Regions from separate parts of the Homo sapiens genome. Here all the other regions are linked to region 3. A link is a loop called in an ENCODE intact Hi-C map of the cell type or tissue named here. Cell type or tissue: IMR-90. All regions are shown on one strand.

What was found. Peaks named below come from ENCODE experiments on the same cell type or tissue, not always from the same donor. Only the 100,000 strongest peaks of a DNase experiment are listed, where the experiment ranks them.
Region 1: a loop joins it to region 3, with 2.1 times the contacts of the local background. A loop is called at or near these places in 21 of 110 quality-filtered maps.
Region 2: it touches region 3 in a loop (5-fold over the local background); 4 of 110 quality-filtered maps call a loop at or near these places.

The regions. Positions count from the first base shown.
Region 1 is chr1:198,268,059-198,276,058 of GRCh38, forward strand. The region is part of intron 5 of NEK7 (NIMA related kinase 7); the gene reads left to right. Among named protein-coding and RNA genes, the nearest start is that of NEK7, 120 kb to the left of the region's middle. In IMR-90, no CTCF peak of the experiment used is centred here; DNase peaks (open chromatin) are centred at 83 and 4,663; H3K27ac peaks cover 1,107 bases.
Region 2 is chr1:197,611,106-197,619,105 of GRCh38, forward strand. It overlaps DENND1B (DENN domain containing 1B), which reads right to left. Exons shown (of 23, transcript NM_001195215.2): 11 at 6,554-6,654; 12 at 826-871. Among named protein-coding and RNA genes, the nearest start is that of DENND1B, 160 kb to the right of the region's middle. In IMR-90, a CTCF peak has its summit at 4,253 (motif pointing right); no DNase peak of the experiment used is centred here.
Region 3 is chr1:198,083,967-198,091,966 of GRCh38, forward strand. No RefSeq gene overlaps it. Among named protein-coding and RNA genes, the nearest start is that of NEK7, 69 kb to the right of the region's middle. In IMR-90, a CTCF peak has its summit at 4,567 (motif pointing right); DNase peaks (open chromatin) are centred at 4,585 and 4,955; H3K4me3 peaks cover 268 bases; H3K27ac peaks cover 202 bases.

The sequences.
Region 1 (8,000 bases), 180 kb after region 3:
CCTCTCTGGAGACTATCATTTTTCTTAACTGACTCATTCTCTTCTTCCTGGCCTTTAATGATGGAATTTTAAGTTTCAGTCCTTGACTTTTTTTTTTTAATGTTCTTACGTTATAGCTGATCTCATTCATACCTACGGATTCAATTACTCTCTATACTCTTGTTGACTTCCAATTTTTTATCTTTAGCATGGAGCGCTCTTTAAATTCTGACTCTATATGGCTCAATATGTCTGTAAACAAATTCCTTACAGACTACCCATCCTCCCATGTTCCCTAACTCGAGGCCTGGCACCAGTTTATCTCGTGCACTCTGGAAACCAGGACTTTTTTTTGACATTTCACTCTCCCTTACCTCTTCTTTTCAATCTCACCAGATTCTGTTTATTTTTTCTTCTAAATGCCTTTCAAATTTCTCCACCCAGCTCCCTTTCCATTTCTCTCCCTATCGTCTCTCATTTGGAGAGAGCGAGAGCTTTTTGTCTCCCAACATCCAGCACCCATTCCTTAAATCCGTTTCTCCATCAGTCTTTAAGACGTTAGAAGGGAGAGAAACAAAGAAAAAAGAAAAACTTCCTTTCAATCACATCTTTCTAGGTTTTCACTTTAAGGGTAAAGACTAAAATGTTTGGCAAGATTCAGCAAGCCTTGTGTGATACAGAAGATACGCTCCCTCAGAGAGGATCCGAGTCCGTTTTGTGTATTCACATATCCCAAGTGCCTAGAGCAGTGCCTAGCACAGAGCTTGTGCTCAGCATATATTTGCTATGGAATCTGACTCCTGCTCTTGCTGTGGCTCATTGGCCTTTCATTTCCTTGAATGTGATTTTATTTTACCTGGGATGCTCTTCTTCTCCATTCTTGGCTGACTTTATTTCTGCTGGTACTTCAGTTCTTTACTTAGGTATCACTTCCTCAAGCATTTTCCTTTGACTCGTAGAGTACTTTATGGTATAAGTGCTCCCAGAGTACCCTTCCTACATAGCACTTAGTAATATAATCATGTATTCATGTGTGTAATTATTTTATTGGTGTTTGTATTTCCCATTAGACTTAAATTTCTGTTGAGCACAGAGACCATGCTGGCTTTGCTTGCCTGGCTATCTTCAGCTTCTAGCTCATAGCACCAACTTCAATAAATATGTAGTGAATAGATGTATAGAAGTTGGTTGTTTTACTTCTATTACACTTCTCTGTTCCAGGGCTCAGTAGATAACATGGGTGGTTGTATAACTGTCACAGCAATTTCCTGCTGCTTTATGCTCTCGTTTCATAGAGAGTTGCTGTGATATTCAGTGTATTTTTTTACGGGAGTGGGGTTGGGTAGTTAAGAAATTCTAAAATTGTTTTCTGAACATGCTTATTAGTTCTGTAAGCAGTTCTTTATAAAATAGATTATATCAGGAAAAAAAATCATAGGAACTTCTTTTGTGAAGGAATAGAACAATGCCTTAAAGCTTTACAAAGGACAGCAGTGAATGCTTGAATTGTAATGAACATGATTCATTTCTTTTTAGTGAGTAATATTGTAAATCATTGTGCATCATAACAATATATTTCATTCTCTCAAGTCTTCAGCTTAATTGGGGTACAAGAGGAAATATAGCTTCTGGTCTGTATTCCAGAAATGAACCTCTGGATAGCATTGCATCAAAGATTTTTACAAGTAAATAATTAATTGGTTCAGAGCAGGCTGACAAATATAATTAAGCAATTTATAGTTGAAATATTCAGTATTTCTCTAATTAGTGACAAAGGAATACCTGAGGCTGTGGTCAGATGAAATACTTCCCAGATGAGTTTTAGGATAAAAGGAAATCTAGAATTTTTCATCATAATTTCTTCATTATCAGCAATCAGAATTTTAAAGGAAAATCGACTCTTACAAAACAGATTTCAGTTAAATTGTGCTGTGTATGCCATATATTTTCTTTATTGTAGTTAAATTGGACACATACATGCTCCATTTTGTAGTATGTCTTATTATACTGTTTATTTCACTATTCTAATGTCAAGAAACATATTTGGTGATGAAGACCCAGTGTAGAGGAAATTAATCTCAAAAAATATATAAATAAGAGGATTTTAAAATTTCAACTTGTCAATAGAAATGTTACTAAAATATATTTTAAATTTTCATAGTTCATTTCACAAAATATACTTCATTCATTGAATTAATTTGTAAGTGCCTGTATTTATAACTACCTATTTGAATTAATATAGGTCAATTTGAGACAAATAGAAGAAACTGTAAATGCATGTATTTAATATTATATATTTTTAAAAATTGTTTTGCTAGACTAGCAATAAAACAAAATGTAACCTAATGTTTTGAGAAGAAACTCAGAGGTTTGTTATCTGCCAAGAGAATGTCATACCGTATCACAGTGGCTAAGGAGGAAATGAATATTATTCTTACAATTTTTTTAGTGAAATATGCAATACAAATAATTTAAATGGATGTCTGTTTCCTGCCAGGAGTTTGGTACTGCACAAAATAAATAAATAAGACCATCATTTCTTATTTCTAGGATATTTAGGTATAGGCTATCTTCTTAGATTGCTGACTTTGTATTTTCTACCTTGTTACCACCTGTAGGTCATTCCTTCTAAATTTGCTAGGAGCCTTAAAACTCTTTTTCTTTATACATACATAAGATTAATTTTACATACTGATTTTTCATGTGTTTACAACTGTATTTTGTATTAATTTTTTATTGCTGCATAGCAAATTACTACAAATTTAGCAGCTTTAAGCAACACAAATTTATTACTCTAGATTCCTGTGGGTCAGGATTAGTGGGTTCTCTGCTGAAGGTCTTAGAAAATTGAAATCAAGGTGCCATCTGGGGCTGTGAGCTCACTGAGGTTCAGGGTCTTTCTCCATGTTCACTGGTTTTTGGGGGAATTCAGTTCCTTGAAGTTGTATGGCTAAAGTTCCTACTTCCCTCCTGGTTGTCAACTGGGGGTATCCTTAGGTTCTTGAGGCTGCTGGCCATTTTCTGCCCCATTCATCTCCACAACCTGCCATTGTGTTCCCTTAAGACCAGCAGGAGAGTTTCTCTGGATTCAGATCTCTCTTGACTTTTTTGAATGGCTCACCCAATTAGGTCATGACTACCCATGCTAATGTCCTTCTTGATTAACTCAAAGTCAGCTGATTAGGGACCTTCATTACATCTGCAAAATCCCTTCTTCTTTATAACATCATATGAAATGGGAGAGTAATTCATAATATTCACATGCCCTACTCACATTCAAGAGAATGGGATTATACAACAGGACTTGAGAATTTGGGGGAGTGAGGTACATCTTAGAATTCTGCTTATGACAGACGTTAATAAATTAGCTAGAATGTCAACCATGTTTTGGAGATAACTGTTATCTTCAAATATTATAACTTAAAAATCTTGTTCACATACTTGGTTTGGCTGTTTTTACATTTGCAGACACATCTTTATTTGTCCTTATCCAAATGTAGAGGTTGTATTGGAAATAAAATCACTTTGAAATGTCTTTTACACTCTTGGCCTTTGGATCCTTAAAGCAATAAAGGTTTCCCAGCAGTCCCATCTCTCTTTGATAACTCTGATTTATTGTTTACCAGGATACCCACACTTTCCATTTCAGCATCTGGACAAAGTGTATAGCCCATATCAGACAATTATGAGAACTGCCAGTGATTCCAAATGCAGTTTCCCACTAAGTCTTTTGTATGAGATCATCACCTGTCTTATATTTCATTTTAGAATTATTCTGAAGTCCTAAGGTTGCAAGTTAGCACTATCTGAAAAAACTACCCAGGATTGAATATTATTTTATATATATATAAATTAAAAATTTATATTTTATATATATATATATATATACACACACACACACACACATAGATACATTTACTTAGGTACCTATACATAACATATGTACATCTATGTGTCTATATCTGTATAAATTTATGTCTACATATGGTATGTATATGTAGGTGTGTTGTATAGAATTATTTTTTTAAGAGCAATGTTACAGATAAAATATCACTTGGGTTTTCCTTGATACTTAAGTAGTTTGAAGTCGAAGCAGTATAGAACTTAGAGATTTTAGGAAATTGAACACTTTATACCGTGAAATGACCATTATTTAATTCTGTGAGCATAAATAAAAGGTGATGTACGAACTTTGAACTCTGTTTGCTTGGAAAAAATTGAAGATAATTTTGAAGGAGCTTATTGCTCCTTACATTTGAAGATGATAATGATATAAAGCTCCCTTTTGTAAACCATGTAATACCATCGTGAGCAGTAATTTTGGTAACTGTAGACACTTAAGTAAAGATAAGGGATACAGACACCATTATGCTAAGCATCTTAATTTCTCTCCTTTAGATTTCAATTGAGATACTTTTACTGTTCTGCTGTGTTTTCTTTGTTCATTATGAAAATTAAAATATCTCTTCAACTCTCTTAGTGTTGTCTAGTATAACATAGCAAGAAAATTTATTAAAGAGGGAAATATTTCTGTTTATCTTTGTGACCTTCTATTTCTCCTCGAAGACTGACTGACTGTTCTTTTTAATCTCACTTTATCTATCACTAGTACTCTGATGCAATAGAGAAAACATTTTAAGTATTTCCAAGTATTTTCTTATCAGTTTTAGTAATGTGGAAACTTCTCTTAAGAATTATTCACATGGCAGCAATGCAGGGACCATTCTTTTTAGTAATTCTGATGCATTCATGTGTTTTTATTGTTGATCTTTTAGTTTTTTAATATTCTAAATAAGTTGCCTTGATATTGATGTACCAGTTTTCAGGAGGCAACTGTTTTGGGGAAGTTTTGTGACTTTATGGGTACTTAGTTTTCTTGTTTGCTAAATAATTTAAGAGGTTTTTTTCCCTCAAGGTGTAATTGCTCATGAAAAATATTTTCTGTTTCACATTTTCTACCCTAAGATGAAATATATTTTTGGCTTGCATTAATAACTTGCACCATTTTAACTTTTGGGAATGAATTGATTATATTTATATTCTATTATAATCTAAAAACAGCTTAGCACTCTTAATAGATTTTCCAACATTACAGGAAAAGACAAAGACTAGTAGACCTTGGATAAGAAGATAAAATGAGATGCTAGTGATAAGTATTCTCAGTGATCTCATGACTGTCAGGCCCATCCTACTTTACACCTTCTAATGCAACTTAAGATATCTGAATTGTATTCATTGTGCCAAAAGAGAAAATACTTATGCACTGTAAATTAGTGTTACATACCAAAATTTTAATTTTATATAATTTCCCACAATTATGTATAGCAAATATTTGTGAAGTTTAGTTTGTTGATACCTCATTATGCCTTCCAAAGAAAAATGTTTCCATAGAAAGATTAATAAATGATAAAAATCACACTTAGAACTGTCCATTATACTTCCAGAAGCATCCTATCTTTTTCATCACCCAGTCTCTGTGAATTTAATTCTTTGAAATAACCACGACAAAATATAGTCTTATAAAATTGCATTATAATTACAATGCTGTGTTTGAGAACTTAACATCCCCTCTGATGGTAAATGTTTGACCTAATTACAAACTTATAACAAAGAATTCTAACTGCTTGTCATCTCATGTTAAGACCTTTTATAGTATTAAATGGACCAATAGGGATCTCTGAGGTTTTTTTGTTGTTGCTTTGTTTTTACTAATTGGATATATGAAGGATAAGGCATACCAAGAAACTATTATTTTTAAGTATGAAATGTGCCAAACAGACATTTATTATTTCTGTTTTATTTGAAACTAAGACTGTAGACCCACAGATTATATTTTAGAAGTGGTGGAGACGTCATAGATCATCTCCAAACTCTGTTTATAATAGAGTGAGGAAGCTGAGACCCATCAAGGTTAAATGGCTTGTTCAAGGTCACACAACCAGTTACTGTCAAACCTTATAATCAGGTCTATTATTATAAGATGGATATGGATTGTGTTAGTGGCACATTTAAACATTTGACAACACTCCAAGCAGGAAATGCTTCCTTATATTTAACATAAATCACTTACTTCCTCTTACTAGATACTTGGAAGAAATGGAGAGCAGCTGGTGCCTGTAATTCTAGTTCTCTTATGACTTCATTATTTCTCATCATTTAATTAACATTTTTCCTAATCCTCTTCAAAAACACCTTGCACACCAGGATTGCATTTTTTTGTTTGTTTGTTTTTTATTTTTTTAACCACAGCAGTACATTTCTAAAGGATGCTTAGTGTATGATTCCCTGGGTTGGCTACACAATTGCAAGTCCCTTTGTTAAAAATTAAAAATTTTTAAGATGGCAGTAACAGAGCTTTAAACCCCAAGTGCCAGACCTGCATAACACAGGTTTCCTGCCCATGAAGCTGACCCTGATAGTTCCAGATATTTTGCCTGAAATTTTCTTTTTTAAAGATTAACATGTCAAACTTTATGCTTAAATGTTTTGATATGCCACAGAGAATAGTAATTTTTTTGTAAAATAAGATCATTTTCTATCTTTCTCTGTTGATGAGGTTATGCTGGGTAATATCACTGAAGCTCTTCCTGAGATTTCTTGAGGAAGAATATTAGAATTATATAACTCAGAAATAAGCAGTGTATATTCTACTTGGAGTTGTAATGTCTAGAATGCAGGAACCAAGTTACTCAATGGAGTTCAAAAATGATACTTAGATATTCACTGTCCACTATATAATTGGATTTGGTCTTGGTCATTTAATTTGTAGTGGGATGTTTGGAGATGAATAATTTTAAAAAGAGTGTGTCTATTAAGATGTGACTATTTTCCCAAAATCTTTGAAAGGAGACAGCTTGGATCAGCTATAGCCCTTTTTATATTAATATAAATCACTTAGGTGGTGACGCAGATGGGTTTTACCAGATATGCTGAATTTCACCTAAGTGAAATGATGGTAATCTTCTTACACATAAGTCAGAAATAATATAATCTGATGTTTGTATATACATACTTTTATATGTAAATTGATTAGCTTTTTGTCACATCTGATTTTTCTGTTTGAATAATATCCAGTATTTATTTGAATAATTTTGATAAAAGTGGAAAAGTTACTTTTAAAGTAAATAGTATTTGAAGATTTGCATAGGGAAAAGACTAGCCTACTTAAAAAAAAAAAAGACTAAACAAAATTATGTCCAAGTGATCAGGTATATCTGGGTGTTTATTTTTGCCTGCCCATAAATTTTCAGATACTTTATTTTCAACTATAAAAAAGTTGCAATTCTATTTCATAGCATAAATATTGTAAAAGCGCCCTGTCACATATTCTTTCATTTTCTTATAAATATTTATATTGATACCAACTTTTAGATGGATTGGTTACATTATTTATTGCTATATTAAAAACTTACTATATAACAAATATATGTACATTTTTACTTTTTACACGTTGGCATTAGATTTTTTTTTTTTTAATCAGAGCTAAACATTTATATAGGGCTGCCTTTTTTCAAGGGAAACAGGATTTTCAAACAATAATGCTCTTTGGCTAGATAATTAACTTTTAAAAAGATATGTGTTTATTAGAATAAATTTTAAGAGAAGATTGTCCTTTCTTTTTTTAAATTCTTTGGCTTTATGGAAGTTCCTGCTTTGTAGTGCTAATATACATTTTACCCATAGTAAAAAGAATTCGAATTTTCATTGCCTTTTTGCTGTTCATCCTCTTTTAAGAGATAGCCAACAGTGCCACCATCAGAACAGACAGGCTTTTCTCATTTTAAGTGTTGGTTTTCTCAAAAAACAAAAAAAAACAAACCCCCAAAACCCTATACTTAAGGAATGGTTTAAAAACCACATATGTTTAAACACACACATTAAAAATAATGAGAGATACTAATGGCATAATGAAACTGCCTTTATTTTGTGAAAAAGTCAAATTCATGTCATTCTTTAAAGGCCTATAACGAATTTGGATACTTAACTCTTAGACCAGGTCATTCTGAGTAGTAGTATATTGA
Region 2 (8,000 bases), 470 kb before region 3:
AACTCATTTAGGTTGCTTATTAGAAACTGGGTTAAAGTACAATCTGTACAACCAGCAAAAAAAGACAAATTTATCTGAATAAAACTGATAGCATCTAGCATAATGACACCACTCAATTGACCCAAGACTTTGTTTTAATTAAAGCCTTTTGCTTATTTTATTAGATGCTGATCCTATACCAAGACCTTCCTGGAAATCTCACTAATTTCAAGTTCATGGTGTTAATAGTTCAAGATCTTTCACTATAGGAATAACTTAAGTGACAAAAATAATTTTAAAATGATGTGGTAATTGTGGAAAAAAATTACTAAATTTTATATTCCCCAACAGAACTGAAAATTAAAACTTAAGGCTATATTCTAAAGTTCATGATTAGTATATTAAAACCACATTTAAAATGTACACACTGATAAATGGGAACATAATGAAGTCTGCAAAATAAAAAATTTTACTTCATGACTCATAAGTACATAAATTGTGACTTTCAAAATATAGGTCTGAAAAAGAGATATAAATGATCTCAAGTTGCCATAAAAAAAGGCAACTGATCAAGGACTGAAGTTTTAGTATTTAAAACTTACCATATGATTTCTACCAAACATAACCTATTTTTATGGATTTCATGCCATAAAAAATGGTCATTTAGTATGTTAATTTAAATGTAATTATTTCAATGTTGTCTTTTTAAAAATGATAAGCATACTCTAAATATGAAACTAGTCACTTCTTTGTCCTATACCACTGATATTTCTTCAAAACAAAACTGTTTTAACTATTATTTTATGAGTTAATTTTATCACTGTCTCATGTCTGAAAGATACTCACCTCTATGAGGCTGGAGTGTATTCCAATCAGGTATGGCATTGGGGCACTAAATTAAAAATATATATATGCATAGATTCATATAGTTCATTAAAACTGAAACAACAGTATAAGTAATTCAAAATGATTAAAAATTAAATGTATTAAATGCTCAGTTCCAGCATAACACATTATAGATATTCAAAATTATTCAATATATAAAGCTCAAATTTAATCTTAGAGGCCATTAATATATTTAAAATTAAGATTGCTTTTTATAAACATCATAAAATCATTTATAATTTAATCAAGAGTTATAATGCCTAAAAAGTTTGTTTGTTGGTTTGTTTTTACCTTAAGAAGAATATCCAGGTCTAGGCCATAGTCTGAATTGAATCTTTTCCGTATACCTCATAGCAAATATATCTTAAATAATCATCAAATTTATTAACATCCGTTTTGCACATCTTTTCCTATTCAATTAAATTCTTATTTCTATGATATTCTTAATATATATATTCATTGATACATACCTCCTATGTCACCAAATATTTGGATCAGAGGGTCAGTCTGCAAATATCTATCAAGACTTATTGTTTGTCAGACACTGTTCTGGAACTGGATGTACAAAAGGAAACAACTTCCTCACCTACTGTGCTATCTTTCCCCTCATGTACATTGTCTTTTATTTACCTAATTTTATAAATTCAGATTTATCCAACTTTCACTTTTATTAATAATTTTAATAAATTTAAAAATACTCAAGTGTGAGAATAATCTTGAATTAATTAATTCAACACATGATATTTGGAGCATAGCAGGTGCCAGGCCTTAGGGTAGAAACTTGGGAACAATAATAGACAATATAAACTGAATATATTCCCTATGGATTTTATACTCTTGCAAAAAATATAGATGTTAAATTTTTAATACACAGAATAAGAATTGCTGGTTATTTCAGAAATACTTCTCACGAAATACAAGAAGAAAATTATTCAACTTGACATTTCAAACCTAAAATATTATCTAACAGAAAAACATGAGAATTGACAGATATCTACGAAGTCAATAGCAGATATATGAATAAATAGCTATTTTAAAATAAAACATTTTTGGCAATTCTTTTATAGGCATCTTTGTGCTCTATTATGACACTCTTTTTCTGTTAATGCAAACAGATAATCCTCTTTCTCAAAAGATTTGCATAATTTTCTAAACATCATTGTCATTATTAGAACAGAGCTGTCCAAATTTCTGTGTGTTCACTTTGCTACTGAGAACCAGCAATAGATTACACAGCCACCCTGACAGACCCAGAGATTTCAAAGTAACCTTAAAAAGTTCCAAATTTATTTAAAGATGGCTAACCACCAATCTATATATCCAGAATTTACAAAATAAGTGTTAAAGTTCTTATTTTACTCCTCGTTAGCCTGTACATTCTAGTTCATTACTTCTTATTGTACTAGATTCTAATTCCCAGTTGTCTTTGCCCTTTGTAGCTTTGTTCCTTCCTATTTTTTTTTTAATTTGAATGCAAGAGACCATCTGGAATTGATCTGATATTCTGGATACTTCACTTGGCTGAAAGTTGAAAACTGTTTATAGGCCTTGATATCCTTAAGACCTAACAGATTTTCTACCTTCAAAAGGAAACAGGAGGAACAAATGTGTACTGTTCCACTACTTCCCTAATTCAAGTTCTCATCCCTGTATTCCTTCTAGGTCTCCAGAGAAGAAGACATAAAATGCATATCACTAACAAATCTAGGCTTCCACAACAAGGTTTTGATACCTTTAACAAAATGAAGTTAGGCCATAATCTTAAATATCTCAAGCCCTGCCTATGTTCAAAATAGCATAAAATTATTAAAGTCACTGTGTAAACTTCCAATTAACCTCAGGTTAGTTTATTCTATTCACAAGATTTATAATACAGAAAAGCCCATGCTGTCTGAAATTTCAAAGTACATTTTAATGAAAGAGTTTTAAAATAGGTAAGCCTTCTAAAAACAATAATTACTAAGTCCATTTTACAAATGTTGGTGGGATAAATGGGTGGGTCAGATTTTCTTAAAATCAGAAACAGACTGCTAAATAACCTACTGAATACATCTAGGAAAACTTTTTTTTTTTTTTTTTGAGACGGAGTCTCGCTCTTTCGCCCAGGCAAAAACATTTTAAACTTTATGGAAGATATACTTATCTTCAGAAGTATAAAAAACACATTGATAAAAATTGTTAAGCTGACATAAAAATATTCATTAAAAAGCTTGTATGCAAAATTTAATCATATAATAACTTGAAACTTTTAAAATGGGATCACTTGTTATCTCCACATGTTCTCTTCTCACCAATTTCTCACAAAATCTAAAACACAGATGTTAGAACTGTAAACATTATTAACCTAGAGACTAATTTCCTAAAATAATTACATTTTGCAGAATATAGAGTGAATAGTTGTTTCTTTCTCACAAAAACTGGATTGTGTAATCCTAATATGAAATCACCCAAATCTCATGAAAAGTAACTTTGCAAACCTAGCCTTAAATTTCCTAATTAGATAAGGGCATTAACAAGCCAAGAAGAGATTCTTGGCAACACAGATGTTTTGTCCTCTATGTGAAAAACTGTCCTAAATCTTTCTTTCAATGAAGTTATTTTGCAAAGATAGGATACAGAAGCCTCCATATGATTGCTGCTTCTTTTTGGTAGCAATTCACCTGTACTTAAGAATAGCTTTTTTTTTCTTTTTAGGTTTTCATACAAAGAGACCACTCATGACACAGACTATAACAGCAGTCTATTGGGGTAGTCTAAAGAATACAATTTTCCATTTTTTTAAAGAAAAAAAATACCTATTCTCTCAGAAGCTAAATCTGCTCCTTTCATAAAAAGAAGAGTCATATAGCCTAAATAGTGACTCAACCATTCATGAACAAATGATAGATAATTACAATTTTACTAGTCCTACAGTCACACTACCTGCCATGTGTTTATGGACTTAGATAGGTTAAGACTGTCTTGCAACATCATAGACTTGCCACATTAAAGTACTCTTACATTGGCTGATTAGGGGAAAATGCAGATGGTGTCATTTCCTCCCAGGCACCTTCCCTAAGCTACCAGGGACTGTAGGCCACTTCTTCTTATGTGTTGCCATCCATGGTCCTTTGTATGCCTATTCTGTAATACTTATAGTATTGCAGTATTACACTGTGCTGTGTGTGTGCATGTGTGCACATGTAAGTATGTGTGTATTTCTTGCTATCTGTGAATCTTGCAATGGCATAAACTAAATCTTATTCATTACATTACACACTCACAGCTTGGCAAATATTAATAGATGGTCACTAAGTGTTTAATGAACAAGTGAATGGATGAATGAATCAACAAAGTAGCAAGGCTTTATTGGTGGACCAAGATGCGATATCCATCCATGGTCACAAGATGGCATTACGGCTCTCCACAGTCCAACCCACACCAGAGCTACCAGTTGCAAAAACAGAAATACTTTATGGAGGTAGGATTACCTCAGGATTCAGAAAGTTCCAATCGTGCCAAAGAGTTAGCAAAGATATATCTTTTCCTATCAAATCTTCATGACACTATTTTTGAACTGGAATATTCATAAAAAGTATTTAATCAAAACTATGAGATTGAAGGGATGATCTGTAATTTTTTTCCCTTTTACATGTAGATCAGTATGATTTTTTAACCTCAAGGATGGAAATGGAAGAAAACTGTTTACCCTAGGAAACAGTTTAGTTTACCAAGTTTTCTGATGGCTATTCTTTAAAAAAATAATTATATTATATTACTCCGTTCCTATGATAGAAGCTGAGCCTATCATTGTGACCTTAAGGTTCAGGAAGTTTCAGATAACTTCTTGTTTGAATATCACTGACTTACTCTTTGAACCAGGGAGGTTTTTGGCATGCAAGCTCTTAGAACTCAACCCAAAGGCTATTTCAGACATTAGACACTAGAAAGAAAATTCCAGGGACTGAAATATGAAACAAGCTTACTTCATTGAATTTTATGGCAGGGGTAGAAACGATTAGAAAAGATCTGGAAAAAAATTAGTACAGAACTGCCTGTGTCATATAATAATTTCTAAATAACATTTTAGAAAGTCTTAAATGTGTAATTCATTACAGATAATTGAACTTAATTAAAGGTGTGTTATCTCTTAAGAGGTTAGAACATTTTAATAGAAAAATTAAGATGGCACTAACATCATATATAAAACGTAATTCTAAAGATATATTATGTAAAATCATATATCAATATATTTCCAAATACTGCTGTAAAATATATTTTTAAATAAATAAAGTTTAATTACTGAACAGTATATACAAAGATCTACTGCATATGTCAACATAAATAAATGAGACCCTCCCTTTAAGGAATGCTAAAATATTATAGGTATGTTGGTTAAAGGAAAACTCTAAAATGAATAACAAAGGGCCTATTTATTTTATTCTTAGACTTGTGTGTGTGACACTTAACAATATAAACTACATTCCTATAGTTTCCTGCCAAACAGTTTCTCCTTTCTAGTTCTCAAACAGCATAATAGCAATGGTAGGTCACTGGGCACCTACTTCACAGCATTATCAATACTAATAATATTACCATGCTGTGGAAACACACCAATATATTAACGTAATCAATATGTGGCCAAGTACATGTGTTGTCACTACAATCACTTGTTCTGAAGAGGCTCAGTCATAAAAAGTTAATAGAAACCCTCTGTGTATGAACTTAAATCATTTTTAATCCTTAATACTTTCTGCCTTTTATGAAATAAGAAAGTTAAATGAGTGCATTGATTCTAAAAGTGCTGTGTTTTAGTAACATTAGCTGTGAAATAAGCAAACACATTAAGGTCAAAATTGTTTCCTTCTATGTGTGTGCACAATGATTTAGAGGAAAAATCCCATCACATTTCTTAAGAATTAGGCTATACCTGCAGAAGATGATTATGCAATGAAGATAACATTTCCCCCCCTAGTCTTGAAGAAGGCCCAGAAGCTGCTATTTAGAAGTCTAATCCTTGTTTAGACTCATGATAAATATGCAGACTCTTCCAGGTGAAGAGAACAAGGAGGGTCTAGAGGCCTGGTTATTGGGATCCTTTAGGAATTGTGTCTAATGCCAGGAAACTTTTCAGAACTACTCCCAATACTTTTCAACATTGCTTTTCATGGTGGATCAAGGCTGAGACTTTGACTTAAACAAAAAACAAGAATTCTTGTATTAGAGACAACCCCTTTATCAGTACTTGGTATTTGGTGTGCTATTATTGAAAAAAGAGGGGTAAAGAAGTGTATTCTGAAGTAAAGGTAACAAGAGTATGCCCTGACAGAGACAATGTGGTTGCTGGCAGATTTGCCAGACAAATTCTGACACCTGGGATACTGGGTTCTCTAACTGACACCATAACTTCTATACAGTTTTCCTAACACAACTTAAGACTGTTATTTTTTTCTATTTTGCATTGAGTTATCTAAATGACTGCAGAAGAAATTCACAAAATCTAAAGAACTTTATGTTTGCTAGGTATAAACTTGCGCTACCTTTGTACAGAATTATTCTGTCCTTCATAAAAGCCATCTTTACTATTTATTAAAATGTAAGTTTCTGTGATTTCTTTTAAATATGCCCCCAAGTTTACCTAGTTCACAAATAAACAGATAATCTAATCATGAAACCTAAACTTAAAGGAGTCTGGCAAAAGCCAGCTTACCAGCAGTAGTCCAGCAGGTGTGGAGGAAGCACTGGGATGTATATGTGTTGCCAATACATTGGGTATAGAAGAGCAGCTGATCCATGGATACAGGCAGTTAACTGAAATTTGTAAAAGGATAACAAAAATAAGTAGCTGCTGACCTTCCAAACAAAAAGCAATGTTCAATGTATCAACAATGAACAGTAATCACAGAACAATTTACATAACTACATAAATCACATTGTCTTTATCACTTCTACATGTAAAAAGTCTTACATCTCAGAGGCCCCTCTGAAACATATATAAACAGCAAAAGAAGCTTCTTGGGAATCATGTAGATAGTTATAATCATCTGAAAATACCGAGTTTGGGATTGAAAACTTAGAACATAAGTAAAAGTAAAACTGAAAAATTAGGTGTGCATCTTAGAAAAATTGTAGGAAATTACAATTTGTACAGCATAGTTTGTGTATCACTCAGATTAATATAAGATGATTAAATATGGAAAGGAAGAGAGGCTGAAAGCTCCTGAGGGATATCATTAGGGCAAATTGCCAAAGAATGAAACATGAGCCAGTTAGGAGAGTCTGGAAGCTGCAATAATATCAGGGGACTTGAATGTTCGACAGTTGGAGCTTCAGTAATGTGTGAACTGCGGGTTACGGTATCAAGAGACTCTGTTCACTGACACATAGAATGTCACTATTGACCAGCAAACTGCCCAAGCTTGACAGCTGTACTACAGGAAGCCAAGTATATCATAATTTCATATTTAAACTGTTCATTCCAGATTAACATTTTGTTTCCTAGCTTTATATCACAACAGCTGTAATTACACTGTTGCTATTTTAAAGGTAATTGCCATTTTAATTGTTTTGTTTTGGTAAGCAGTTAATTAAACATTTTTTAGTACTTAACAAAAGGATATCACTTTTTTCTCCCATCTTCTGACCCTCATCAGAATTCTTTTAATGTGACTTTCTTTCCATTTTAAATTATATTTCTGTAGATGTAAAGTCATTTTTATGCATAAAGCAATAATTAAATCAGCATTCTTAATCATTTTAAAGTTTTGCTATAGTCTGTATTTCAAGGTTACCGATTAAATTATTTTATTCAACTTGAAGATCAGAATTAAAAAAAAATCTGAAAATGAACCAGACTTTCTATAAACCGTTTTCTCTATTATTATACAAAGATATTTAAAGAAACTAAGTGATAAGCACAATTAATTTAAAAAAATGAATGTACACAAAGCTATCCAAATCCTATTATTAGCCACATTTGTCTATGTTTAAGTGCAAAATAGATCCATTACATAAAGTAAATTAAAATAACTCGATTTGAACCAAAACCAAAAATTTTTATTCAAAGTATATGCATCTTTGCCATATGTATTATATTTTTTCCAGTCATGTTTTTAATCAGTTTTGTATGGCAAATAATGTATTTTGATTTCACTTAG
Region 3 (8,000 bases):
CATCACTATGTTTAGAAACACAGGTTATTTTAGATGTTGTTAGATCAACTTGGTTTTTAAATTATTTAATTTCCTTTTGCAAGTTAAAGTAGAATGACATACATTGATCATTTTACAAGATATTTTACTGCCATCTGCCAAAAAATTGTGATAATAAATAAATAGCTCATATATGGAGTCAAACTGTAATCATAGAAATAAAAGATTCTAATGTAGCTGATGTCCCATTAGATACAGTGCCCTTGTGCAGTACAGAACCTGAGCAATCATACATGGCAGACTTGTCCCAGCCTCATGAAGAAAATCTGTCAGTGCCTGAGATTTTCCAGCACTGCATGGCAGGTGAGCTAAATTTGACCTCTTTGTCAAGTCCTTCTTCATTGTGGCATAATTTTGCATGACTGAAAAAGACACAGTATTGCCAATATTATGCACTGCCAACTGTGTATATGCAGGACTTTGGGAACACAATGGCCACAGGACTTTGGGAACACAATGGCCATTGTCTGGCAAATTTTAACTTCAGTCATTCTAGTCTACGGCCATACCACCCTGAACACGCCCGATCTTGTCATTTTAGCCTGAAAAGTTGAAAGGTGTTTTTGCCTGTTTTGAGGGAATCTCTTCCCATTCTTTGGCCATTTGTGAGAAAGTTAACTAGAGGGCGTTTGGAGCAGAAGAAAAGTCTGCTCTTTGCTTTGGTGTTTCATGGAGACCAAGGTTCAAACACTGACCCTCTGCACATAATTATGGTCTCAGCGGATGGCTTTCTCTTTTCCTCATTAGAGGTCAGTGGTATGGGCAGACAGAATGATATGCAAGAGGACCTGTGCTGGGTGAGGGCCCTGCTTAGGAGGAAATGAATTGACTGTGAAGGGAGCTGCCCAGGTCAATTTTCTACCAATGTAACAGTTTGTTGGACACATACTTGTTGCATATAATTTGTTGATCATATATTGCTCAAATTAGATATTACATATATTTATATAAAATATATGTACACTTTGAGAAATATAAAGCAAGAAGGTGTTATTACATTAATTTATGACATACCAGGCCAGGAAAAAAAAATTAGGTATCAGACCAATGGTTCTCATTCCCAGCTGTGCATTAAAATCACCTACACATTAAAGGTAGAGATTCCTAGGTCTTATTCCAGAGATGTTGAATCAAACGTCTGATATTGTGCCAAGGAGTCTGTATATTTTTAAAACTATAGGGGTGATGCTGACAGACATCCAGGTTACTGGATTTTTCTATTTTTCCCCCAGTATGATTCATCCAACTCTCTTTTATCCTGAAGCACAGAATAGGCCTACCTCTAAAAGCAAGCATTAAAAAAAATTGTCGGCCGGGCTCGGTGGCTCACGTCTGTAATCCCAGTACTTTCGGAGGCTTAGGTAGGTGGATCACGAGGTCAGGAGTTCAAGACCAGACTGGACAAGACGGTGAAACCCCGTCTCTACTAAAAATACAAAAATTAGCCGGCTGTGGTGGTGGGCACCTGTAATCCCAGCTACTCAGGAGGCTGAGGCAGAGAATTGCTTGAACCTGGGAGGTGGAGGTTGCAGTGATCCAAGATTGCGCCACTGCACTCCAGCCTGGGCAACAGAGAGAGACTCCACCTCAAAAAGAAAAAGAAAAATTGCCAAAGGTCTACCATGTACATGGCATTGTCAGCAGTATTATAGAAAATAAAAATATGAATAAGATCCAGTTTTTAAGGAGCTTAGAATCTAGCAGGGAAGAGAAAAGATAACCTGAAAATGGTAAGGCTATGGGTGAAATCATCACATTACATGTTCCATTCACAAGAAGTCTGAGGTGTTTCTCCAGCTCTTGGTTGTTTTACTCAGTATAGTGTTATTGGGCTTTCTAGCTGACATTCCGAGATAAAGAAGCAAGTGAATTATTACATGCTAGTTAAGGAAATTCAGCACAATGATCCTTTGTCTTACAGAAAATGTAGGAATACTTTTTGCCTTATATTAATATAAATAGAGAGCTGTACTTCAGAATTTAAGATTCCATTGGGGCTTAATATGCACCCTTTTATTATTGTTGTGGATATATTGTCTACGTTTATTTAAAAAATAAACATGCTGCTTTCTGAATTGATCTGTAATTTATAAGGACATCATTATAATTACAAATATGGTATTATTATTCTGCATTCATTGTGTTAGAAGGGTAGCTTAATGCTTATAATTCCTTCCCTATTTTTCCACAACTGATTTATCACTTGTCTGACCCAACTTCCCTCCACTCCATTGTTCTGCTCTCTCCGTACATCCCACTTCACAGAGGAATGTTAATAATGGAATATGTTATTTACCTTTTCATTTACATGCTTCCAAGCTGCCATTCTCTGTAATTAATCACTGCCATAAATATTCTCATGTATGTGCTTTATATATATACTCTTACTGGGTCACTGAACTAATAAAACAGCTTATTCTAAGCATTGTTGCAAATCACAGCCTATAGTTAGTAAAATGCATAAGGTAAGGATAGATTTGCAAGATATTTTGAGTCAGGTGAAAATGATGAAATCTTTTGTTTCTCAAATAATACATGTATTATTAGTATTATTAGGGTTATTATTAGTAGCAGTAGTACTATTAGTACTATTAGGATTATTAGTACTATTAAAAGTAGCCACTATATGTTATGTTTAATACCTACTATTGTTTTCACAGCTTTTAAATATTTATAAAATAAAATAGTTCTAAAAGAAAATTGAAGATTTTGTGGCTTCTTCTCCATATAAGGAAGTGGGTATGATATTACCTCCAAGTAAAAAATTTTACCTGGCCTTGGATCTTTTACTAATGTCAAATAACCTATCAGATATTAATCCATTAAGAGAGCTGTACTTTGAACATTTTATGTGAGTTATCTTCCCTCTAACTGCTTTTCTTTTCATCTGCAGAGCAGATCAATTTCTCAAAACGTGTTGGGCTATAAAGTAAATATATTTTTATTGTCTCTTTGGGGAGAGTTGAATTTAGGGAGCAACCATATAGATGGGGACCCTCTAATCCTTTTTTCTCTCATGAGTTTAATGGCACTTACCGTGATATGTGCAAGAGTTTATTTTCTTCCATTTAGGATGAAAGAACTACCTGTATGATATTCAGGATACAATCCAGGTCCCAAAATGCCAACATTAGAGCAAGGGTGTAGTAAAAAATCTGTATCAGAGTAAAGTCATCAGATCAGTATAAGAAATATGGGTATCAGAATTTGAGGCTAAGCAAAAGTGACAGAAAAAGTGGTACCAGAAACACAACTTGCTTGAGCGACATTAGCTCATCCATTCATTCATTCACTTATTCATTCATTTAACACATATTTATGGATCACCTACACTGTGCAAGGTGCTTCCCTTCATGAAACTTTAATTGGGGGTATGTAGGACATGGTGGTAGAGGTAGACAACACTCAATCATTGTATTAGTCTGTTCTCACACTGCTATAAAGATACTACCCAAGACAGTAATTTATGAAAGAAAGAAGTTTAATTGACTCACAGTTTTGCATGGCTGGAGAGAACTCAGGAAACTTACAATCATGGCAGAAGGCAAACAAGAAGCAAGTACCTTCTTCATAAGGTGGCTGGAAAGAGAAAGAGTGAAAAAGAAACTGCCAAACACTTATAAAACCATTAGATCTCGTGAGAACTCACTCACTACCAAGAGGACAGCATGTGAGAAACCACCTCCATGATCCAATCACTTCCCACCAGATCCCTCCCTCAACACATGAGGATTATGGGGATTACAATTCAAGATGAGATTTGGGTGGGGACACAGAGCCAAACCCTATCAATCATATATCTTTTTATTTGATTAGAAATGTGATAGGAATAGTAGATAGTACATGGTGCTATATAAAATAGGAACGTAGGAGTTAAGAGAAGGCTGCCTTGAGGAAGCAACAACTAAGATAAACTTGAAGGGTAAACAGGAATTATTAGAACAAAATGCCCAAAAGCATGTGGTCTGGGTCACTTTCCAGCTGGAATCAGTACAACAGGAGGCCAGAGAGTAGGGAGGCATGGAAGGTTAGGTTAACACAGGACAGTGCAGAGTTCAAAGTCTTGGAAATCCAATAGGCAAAATTCAAATCCCTGGCTCACCTTTGTACTAGCCTCTCTGAGCCTTTGTTTCTTTAACTCTCATAAATAAATAATACATAGTAAAATACATACTGAATAATATCTACCTATCAATGGTGTTGGGAGAATTAATTTCACAATTTTTCTACTACTAAGTTATGATTTCATCCACATACCAAGCCACTAATAATCCAGAACTCCTTAGGGCTATTTTTGGAGTTTTTAATGACTTATGCCTTAGTGCTGAAATTGTGGTATTAATTTCCTGTGTAATCGGGACTTTCATTAATAATGTCCATATGAATTCCATAGCACTTTTGATTTTAATCTAAGCTTCATAATCTGGAAAATATTTATCTCCTGCATTTTAGGAAATAATCAAATATGAAAACAGAAGTGTTTTGGAAGAAATGAATTGACTTTGTCACTAGGGGGAGACCTACCCAGGTTTTGAAACTTGCCCCAACTTTCAGAGTGGAGAGAATTTTTTTCTGAGAAGTGATGGTGTAGGAAAAGGCACTGAAAAACTTAGCAGTCCTAGCAGGAGGACTGGAGAGGTTCTCTCTCTCTTTTTCTTTTAGTGGCTTTTCACTGTGTTGTACGTGGTGGAGAATAAACTTTAGGGGATGCGATTAACAACATGCCCAAATGCTGAGGCAGTCAGCATGTTTGAATAAATGGTTTGAACATGGTTCTCTAGGCTGAATTTCTGGCAGTGTAGAGGCTTGGAAGCATCACGCAGGGGCAAGACTTCAGAGGGGAACCAGGCAAAAGAGAACTGAGTGGCCTGACCTGGCAGCCATCTGAGAGGGTATGTAAGCTTGATAAGCACCATATTTTCTCAGTGAACTTTTCAGTAACCATAGTCTGTGTGTATGCATATAAGTACTTTTTTCCACTGCACATTTTTCTAAGTACATTCCTCTGTAATCTTGAATCATAAGTGCTTCTGAAGGAGTAGGAGTAGTTTATCTTGACCATTCTGTAGAAGGAAAAAGTCTAGGAATTGTAGGAGGGGAAATAGCTCTCAAAGGAAATGCTCTACAAATTAATTACCTGAGGAACTAACTCACAGAGGGGTGCACTGACACAGGCTGTTACAATTATATTCAGTTAATTATACTTTATCAAAAAGAGATTCAAGCATTAGAATTTTGTTAATAGCAAATGATTTATCTTCTTAGTTCTCTTCAATCTATCAGTACATATATTTTATTTTATAGAGGATACTTGGAATGAAACTATAGACTTTTATTTTAAAAATTAAGAATTAATATAAACATGAAGTTAATATAATTGGTCACAAGGCTGTTTTTAAAAATTGTTTCAAGTATACAGTGGATATTAAATGATTCTAATTATATAATTTATAAACATCATTATAAGAGGTTAAACCTCTTACCAAGTGTGAATTTATATTTAACAAGTTGGCTATTGCCTTACTAAGCATACTTTCTTAATATGAGTTCCATTAATATAAACGTCAGAAGATTCAAATTTCATTAGGTATGGTTGAATTAGGTATCTCTAGAAAACTAATAGAAATACCTTAAAATAGTATTTATTTCTGATTATAAAGATGAATGTATAGTAGTGAAATTTAAAATCATCTATAATCTCTTTACTCAGTGAGAAACACTATTGACATGTTGAGTTATTTTATTCTAGCCTTTATTCCACACAATTTTATTACAAAAATTAAATCATGCTATATACATATTTCAAATTTTGATAATTTCTTTTTCCCAAATAACAATGCTGTGTTGTCTCCATAATCTTTCCATTCTACAAATGAAATATATTTTAATGCTCTCCTTTTAAGCACAAAAGCACTATCTACTGTTTTTTAAACAACATATTTATTTAACCTTTTCTCTTGTCATTAGAAGTCTTCATAAATATCATTTTAAAGGTTACAAGATACTTTATGAGATAGATGAATCACAATTCATTCTACAGTTTTATTATTAGATATTTAGTTGTTTCCAATAAATAACCCTGATGAATGTCTCTATTTATAAAATTTTAGCCACATTTCACTGTATTTAATAAGGATCTCTCGCATTGAAACAAAAAACTCTCTTTGACTTTAGCAAGATCAGATTATTGTATTTTTAGGTAAAAACTATAAACCACAAATAGTAGAACTACTAAAAGTGTAAGAATTATGCTGATATAATAATGATATCTTTGAATATTAAATAACTCATCTCAGGGATTCAATATAGATGTTAGAAGTCCCACAAAATTCTACCACCTCAGTGATTAGGAGTGTCTTCATATTTAGGGATATATAATATAGAATAATTATTGCTCTCACTTAAAAGTACTTATATTGTGCTAAGCACACTGCTAAGTGTTTTCATTGACATGTGCTCTTTTAATCATTAAAGTAACCATATGAGATGTATATTTTATTATTACTTAATAAATAATGCCTACTGCACATGGCTGTTATAAGGAGCAAATGAGCTAATACACTTATGAAATTTATCAATACACATAAATATGTATCATTTAACTTTAAATGCAAGTAATGCATAGGAAAACATCTGGATGAATATTGCTAATGAAGATTACTGCTGGAGTGAGAAGGGAGGTGAGAAGGAGGGAAACAGGCATGGTGGTATAAGTCAAAGTAGACTTTAGCTTTATCAGTAATATTAATTTTTTCCCAAGAAGAATGTAATTATATATTACTTATTCAAATAAAATTAATTTAAAAAGACATAACTCTGCAATTTACAAGAGAATACTTTTAATTATTAAGTCTTGTCAACCATATTTTAATGATTTGCAGTTCATTACCTCGTTGATAGAGTTGGGGAAAAAGGATGGCAGTAGAAAAATTTAATGCCAAAATTGCAGGAGCCCCTGAAAATTAGTCTCTAAGAAATATGAAGAAAATGAGTCCAAATGGATACTATATATCAAGGGCAAAATAATGTTCTTTCCAACACATTTTACATTCAACTTTTATAGACATTTGTATAAGATTTTATCTTTTCTGTAGTATAAGTTTATTTTTAGGTTATTGCCTGTAACTCCAACAGTATATATTGAGCACTCATGCTGTTCCAGAGACTGTTCTAGTGAATAAAACAAAGCCCTGCTTTCACTGAAGTTGGAGAGAGACACAATAAATGAATAAACAAATATGCGCGTGTTAGGTTGAGATAAGCTGAAAAGAAAAGTAAGCAGGATAAAAAAAATTGAGAAAGGTGAGCTGGGATAAGGTGGAGAGGTGTGGGGGTGAGCTGCTTGAAATTCAGTGGTCAAGAAGACCCCTCCGAAGAGGAGACAGTCGAGCAGTGGCCTGAATGAAGTGAGGGCATGAGCCCTGGGAATATCTGAGTAAGAATGTTCTGGACAGAGGGAATGGTGACTGCCATGGTCCTTAGGCCAGAAGCATTCATGACACTTTGTAGAATGGCAAGGAAGCCAGCCTGACTGGAGTTGAGTGAGCAAAGGGGTGAGCCTGAGAGGAAGCCAGAGGCAAAATAACAGAGGAGGCCATAGTGAGAACCAGAGTCAGCCCTTCAGTGGCTCCCTCACTGTAGTTGTGTTTTCTGGCAGCATATGCTAAGATTGAGCTTGAGGGTGCAAGATATTTATCAGGGGTCAATATCAATGAAAGGAAGGAGGAAGAAGTAGGATTGAGTAAAGGAAGAACCCAAAGCAGGCTTTACCAAATTTCAGTAGATCCATCAAGAAGCTTATGCTCTGTCCTTGTTCAGTCACCAGCTCTGTGGGACCCTCCTCCGTGGGAGAGGTAACTCTACTTAACCTATGCACACCTTGAAGGAATTGGTAGCTGGCAGCTCTGTTGTGACAGCCCTTCTTGCAGCTGGGCAGCAAGGTTTTTCTTGAAGGGAGATAT